Linked DNA regions of Homo sapiens: region 1 is linked to region 2. A link is a loop called in an ENCODE intact Hi-C map of the cell type or tissue named here. Cell type or tissue: Caco-2. All regions are shown on one strand. Each heading gives the region's core, and the rest is flanking DNA. Links, peaks and the distances in the headings are about the cores only.

Region 1 (2,896 bases), core at 168-2,667, 150 kb before region 2:
CACCGTGTTAGCCAGGATGGTCTCCAGCTCCTGACCTCGTGATCTGCCCGCCTCGGCCTCCCAAAGTGCTAGGATTACAGGCATGAGCCACCGCGCGCGGTCGGACAGGCATGTTTTGAGCAAGGCCCAGCCTGAACCCCAATGTGTGTCTCAGGCAGGCCAGGACTCATCAGCCCCTTCAGTCCTCTAGGGTGTCTGGGGTACTGGCAAGTACCAGGGGACCCAGAGATGGAACGTCTGGGCTCACTCATGTACACCCTTTGCAGGCTGGGGCACGGTGGCTCATGCCTGTAATCCCAGCACTTTGGGAGGCCGAGGTGGGCCGATCACCTCAGGTTGGGAGTTCGAGACCATCCTGGCCAATATGGAAAAACCTCACTTCTACTAAAAATACAAAAATTAGCCGGACATGGTGGCGCGTGCCTGTAGTCCCAGCTACTCGGGAGGCTGAGGCAGGAGAGTCGCTTGAACCCGAGAGGCAGAGGCTGCAGTGAGCCGAGATCGTGCCACTGCACTCTAGCCTGGGTGACAGAGCAAAACTCTGACTCAAAAAAAAAAAAAAAAAAAGCAAGAAAAGAAAACGGAACCCAGCAAGCCAGAAAGGAGCCTGTGCAGCTCCTCAGGTGCAGGAGTCGCCCTTGAGGCAGGGTGAGGCCTCCTCACGGGCGACTGGACACCGGCGGAGCAGGACGCAGGACCTAGCCCCGTTCGCTCCAGGCTGCAGGGGAGCCACGCTGCCCACCACGGCGTACCCAGTCCCTCCCTGAGCGGGTCTCGGCTTTCCCGCGGAGCCTAATGGGCCTCACTGGAGTTCCGTTTCCAGACGCCTTGGACCAGGCTGCTCTGGAGGTCAGCCGCCCCCGAGGCTGAAGAGCCGGCGGCTCGGAGAAGGCTGCGCGGGAGGCCGCGCCCTCCGGGTCGCGTGGGCCGGGCGTCCGCTGTCTCTCCAGAAACACCCGCGTCCCGCGGCAACGGCCTCTTCCTAGCCCGCCTCGCCCGCTCCCCGCCCGCCCAGAGGGCCCCGCACGAGCTCCGTCCACCTCCTCCTTCCGCGCTCGGGGCCAGGACGGCGGCGGGAAACAGCTTACGGAGGCTACCGCAAGGGAGGCGAAAAGCAGCCAGCTCGCAGAGCTCCACGGACCCGGCGCGAGTCCCCAGCCACACTCCGCACTGCCCCTCTAGGCGCGGCGCCGCTGCCCGCACAAAGCTTCCCGCGAAACTGACGTCGGCGCGCGCAGGCACCGCCCCCGGCCTCGCCCCTCCCCCGCGCTCGCCCCGCTCCCCAGAGCGCCGGCGCACTCGCCCTCCTCCTATTGGTTGTTGCGGGGCGGCGCGCGCCGGTCGGCGCCGTGCGCGCCTAGCCATTGGCCGAGCGGCGGCGGGCCGGGGGGTGTGTCCGGGGCTGCGCCCCGCCCCTCCGCTCCGCTCGCTGTGGTGCGCGCGGTGGCGGTGGCGGCGGCGGCGGCGGCGCGTGGCAGGTCCGGCGGGCGCGAGGCGGCGGCGGAGGCCCGAGCCCGGCCCAGCCTCGTCCCGCCCGGAGCCCGCCTGGCTGCTACCCCGACCCCGGCTCCGGTCCCGTCCTGTCCCGGCGCGCCGCGGCCTCGCCCCGGCCCCCGCTCGGCGCCTCCCGAGGGAGCGGCGCTGCCGGCCGAGAGCGCAGGCCCGGCCATGACCGACTTCAAATTGGGTATCGTGCGGCTCGGCCGGGTGGCCGGGAAGGTGAGCGGCGCGGAGCCCGCGACCCGGCCCGTCTCGCCCGTCCAGGCCTCCGCGCGGGGCCGGGGGCGGTTGTGCGGGCGGCGGCCGGGGCGGGGGCGCGGAGCCCGGGATGGGCCCCAGCGGGGCGGGGGACGCTGCGCGGGCCCGGCTGCTGGCCCCGCGCGGGTGCAGCTTCCTCTCGCAGGCCGGCGGGCACGCACCCCTCGGCTCTGGGGTGCACCTGGCCACCCTCGGCCCTGCCCTGCCGGAGGTGGAGGCCACGGCCCTGTCCCGAGCCGGGTGCGGAGATGCGTGGCTCGAGCCCGAGCCGCGTTCTCCCGGAGCCCTCCCAGTGGTGTCGGCGATCCGGGGCCTAGCGCGGCGTCCGGGCTGCCAGTGCGGCCACACGGTTTAAACACAGCGCCCTTTCCGAGGCAGCGCCACTTCCACACCTCTCGCCGAGGCGGGTCTGGTGTGGGCTCTTCTGTGCCTCCCAGTTCTCAGCAGGGCTTCAGGCTCGTTTTAACGCTGCCAGGGGTTGGCCACGTTAGGCTGAGCCTCAGACTCGGAGCAGAGAGGAAGAAGCCTGGGCCCTGATGCTGCAGACTCAGGGCCTTCCTCGACTTCTCTTCTTACTTGGCCCCCACGCTCCACGTTTGAGGCTGGGGATTCCATGGCACCTGTGGGCATTGAGGCTTGGCGGTTTCTCGGAGCCACCTGTGCAGCTGCACCAGCCAGGGTCCTTACCCGGATGGGAGCCCTGTTCCCGTCACCAGCGGCTGCGGCTTTTGGTGGGAGAGAGGAGCCGAGGCAGTGTCAGGCGGCGTCAGGTAAAACAGGTTCAGATCCCAGAAGAAAAACTGCCAAGAGGGAGACTGGCCCGTTCTGGGACCTGTTCCTGTTTCCTGCCCCTGCTGCAAGAGCATAGGCAGGGCCTGCTGGGGAGGAGGCTTTTTTCCACCAGGGAAGGGTGGGCTCTCCAGTCAGGTCGGAGACCAGAGACCCCTTCTAACTCCACCCATGATGGCATTGTCATCCCTTACAGCTTTTCTTTGGAACATTTCAGATGGACAAAAAGCTAAAAAGGGTAATCAGTGAGTAGCTCAGCTTAATAAACACACCCTAATCAAAACCTTCTGGCTCTTCTGCCTCAGCCCCGGCCCCTCCCTCAGCTCAGTGAAACAGTCTTTGCCTAGGT
Region 2 (2,896 bases), core at 150-2,649:
AACCCCCTTTTCAATTTGAGAGGGTTTTGATCTGTCGCGCAGGCTGGGGCTCACCGCTGTCTTGACCTCCTGGGCTCAAGCGATTCTCCCACCCGCTCAGCCTCCGGAGTAGCTGGGACTACAGGCATCACCACGCCTGGCTAATTCTTTTATGTTTTGTAGAGACAGGGTCTCACTCTGTTGCCCAGGCTAGTCTCAAACTCCTGGCCTCGAGCAATCCTCCTGCCTCCTCAGCCTGTTACAGCTTTTTTTTTTAAGGTAATCTGGTAACAGCTCTTAAAAGTAGTGTGACTGATGAGTGCACAAGCCCGTCCAGCCCCAGCCGCCCCCTGGCACCTTTTCTGAGGGTGTCTACTGCCCCGCTGTGCTGTGCCCGCTAATCTGGGTGTGGCCCGATCGCACAATGGCTTTTCTGGAAGGATCCGATGCTCACGAGGCTTATTGCTAAGGAGGAAGATGCAACAGGTCCAGCTGTTCCAAGTGACTGGGTCACGCTTCACATCGATGTGCAATGTCTCCTGCCACCTGCCTGGATGCACTCTCGTGACTACCTGGCAGGCTGGGAACAGCACGGGGGAGGCCCCCGCCTGCCCCAGCGACCTGCCTGCCCTGCTCTCAAGTGCAGACCCCCAGGTCTGCACTTCCACGCTCACTACACAACCCCAAGTGGCCCCCCGGGTGGCCCCGTGGCCGGATGTGCACCCAGCAGAGCAGCCACCCTTGAGACCTGGGGTGTGGTCTGGGGGCTGTGTGGAGACCTCCCGCCAGGGTGCAGGAGTGTCTAAGGGCAAGCAGAGGTGTGATTCCTGTCTGTAAGGTAAAACCCCCGTGAGCAGGAATCAATAATGTAGACATGATCGGAATGGTGGAGGGAGCTGTGGCGGTCACACCCTTGCTGTTAGCATTGCCTCTGTGGGGGCAGGAGACAGCAAACATAAAACCTGTCCCTGAAAGGGGCAAGATGGCCCCGATGGCTCCCTGCACCTGTCCTGGTGCCTGCAGGCAGGCGGGTCAGCTCCCCTCCCGCTGCCAAATCTCCCACGTCTCTGTGCGCTCTGTCACCCCTGCTTTCTGGCCTGAGGGCTGGGAAGGGAGGTCTGGGGAGCCCAGGAGCTGAGAAGTACCCAAAAACCACCCCCAACGCCCCCCAACCCTCAGGCGTGCCTGTGAGTGTGTCTGTGTGTCTCACTCTGACTCACCCAGACAACTGACTTCAGCAGCCAACCTTGGTCATTCCCAGAACCACCACTGGGGGGCATACGTGTGGCTAGACTGGGGGCGCCCGAATATCTGTCTCTACAAAAAGTAAAAAAAAAATTAATGGGGTGTGGTGGTGGTGCGTGCCTGTGGTGTCAGCTGCTTGGGACGCTGGGGCAGGAGGATCACTTGAGCCCGAGAATTCAAGGCTACAGTGAGTTAAGATTACGCCACTGCACTCCATCCTGGGTGACAGAGCAAGACCTTGTCTCAAGAAAAAATTTTTAAATGAGTAAAATTTTAAAAAACAGATTTTGTCAGTCTTTCTGTCATTTCAACGCCTTCTCAACCTTGGTGTCTGCTGATGGCCTCTTCCCTGCTGGTCAGGATTCTCACAGTTCTTTGGGTGTGGAGGAATTCTGGTTTGTAATTTTTTTTTTTTTCTTAGAGTCTCTTTCTGTTGCCCAGGCTGGAGTGCAGTGGCACAATCTCGTCTGACTGCAACCTCCACCTTCCGGGTTCAAGTAATTCTCCTGCTTCAGACTCCCAAGTAGCTGGGATTACAGGCACCCACCACCACGCTTGGCTAATTTTTCGTATTTTTAGTAGAGACAGGGGTTTCACCATGTTGACCAGGCTGGTCTCGAACTCCTGACTTCAGGTGATCCACGTGCCTTGGCCTCCCAAAGTGCTGGGATGACAGGCATGAGCCACCACGCCTGGCCTGGTTTGTAATGTTTTGAATCTTACTTAATATGAGACTCGGAGTCTTCCTTTTATCCTATGGTGAACATTGCTGTTTTAGTTTCAGCCTCAGTGGCTATTGGTCCAAGGTCAGTTTTTCTCCAAGATTTTGGGGCACCCTCTGGTCTAGTCACACGTATGCCCCCCAGTGGTGGTTCTGGAATGACCAGGCTGGTCCTGAACTCCTGGCCTCAAGTGATCCTCCTGCCTTGGCCTCCCAAAGTGCTGGGATGACAGGTGTGAGCCACCATGCCCGGCCTGAAGACTTTAAAGTAGCTATTATAGCGGTGCCTAACTGAGCCATCGTGAGCACTTAAAATGTCAGAAGAGAAAGTCTCAGCAAAGGCTGGGCCCAGTGGCTCACGCCTGTCATCCTAGCACATTGGGAGGCCGAGGCGGATGGATCACTTGAGCACAGAAGTTTGAGAGAAGCTTGGGCAACATGGTGAAACCCTGTTTCTACTAAAAACAAAAACAAAAACAAAAATCAGCCGGGCACAGTGGTGCATGCCTGTGGTCCCAGCTACTTGGGAGGCTAAGGAGGGAGGATTGCTTGAGCCAGGGAGTTCACAGCTGCAGTGAGCTATGATCCTGCCACTGGGCCCGGTGGCTCACGCCTGTAATCCCAGCATTTTGGGAGGCCGAGGTGGGCGGATCACCTGCGTTCAGGAGTTCGAGACCAGCCTGGCCAACCTGGTGAAACCCTGTCTCTATTAAAAATACAAAAAAATTAGCCGGGTGTGGTGGCGCATGCCTGTAATCCCAGCTACTGGGGAGGCTGAGGCAGGAGAATCACCTGAACCTGGGAGGCAGAGGTTGCCGTGAGCCTACGTTGTGCCACTGTACTTCAGCCTGGGCAACAGAGTGAGACTTCGTCTCAAAAAAAAAAAATTTATATATATGTATATGTTTTAACTGAATAAAATGAAAATACAACATATCAAAAATTGAGAGA

The links. Peaks named below come from ENCODE experiments on the same cell type or tissue, not always from the same donor. Only the 100,000 strongest peaks of a DNase experiment are listed, where the experiment ranks them.
Region 1: a loop joins it to region 2, with 2.9 times the contacts of the local background. A loop is called at or near these places in 6 of 110 quality-filtered maps.

The regions. Positions count from the first base shown.
Region 1 is chr9:137,589,036-137,591,931 of GRCh38, reverse strand. It overlaps ZMYND19 (zinc finger MYND-type containing 19), which reads left to right and starts at 1,420. Exons shown (of 6, transcript NM_138462.3): 1 at 1,420-1,719. The coding sequence starts at 1,669. It overlaps LOC124902318 (a long non-coding RNA gene), which reads left to right. Exons shown (of 3, transcript XR_007061885.1): 3 at 824-893. RefSeq lists silencers at 875-944, 1,135-1,524, 1,805-1,914, 1,965-2,014 and enhancers at 2,285-2,334, 2,857-2,896. In Caco-2, for the core only: no CTCF peak of the experiment used is centred there; DNase peaks (open chromatin) are centred at 670 and 1,351; H3K4me3 peaks cover 2,343 bases.
Region 2 is chr9:137,443,806-137,446,701 of GRCh38, reverse strand. No RefSeq gene overlaps it. Among named protein-coding and RNA genes, the nearest start is that of ENTPD8, 3.9 kb to the right of the region's middle. In Caco-2, for the core only: a CTCF peak has its summit at 1,263 (motif pointing right); a DNase peak (open chromatin) is centred at 1,241.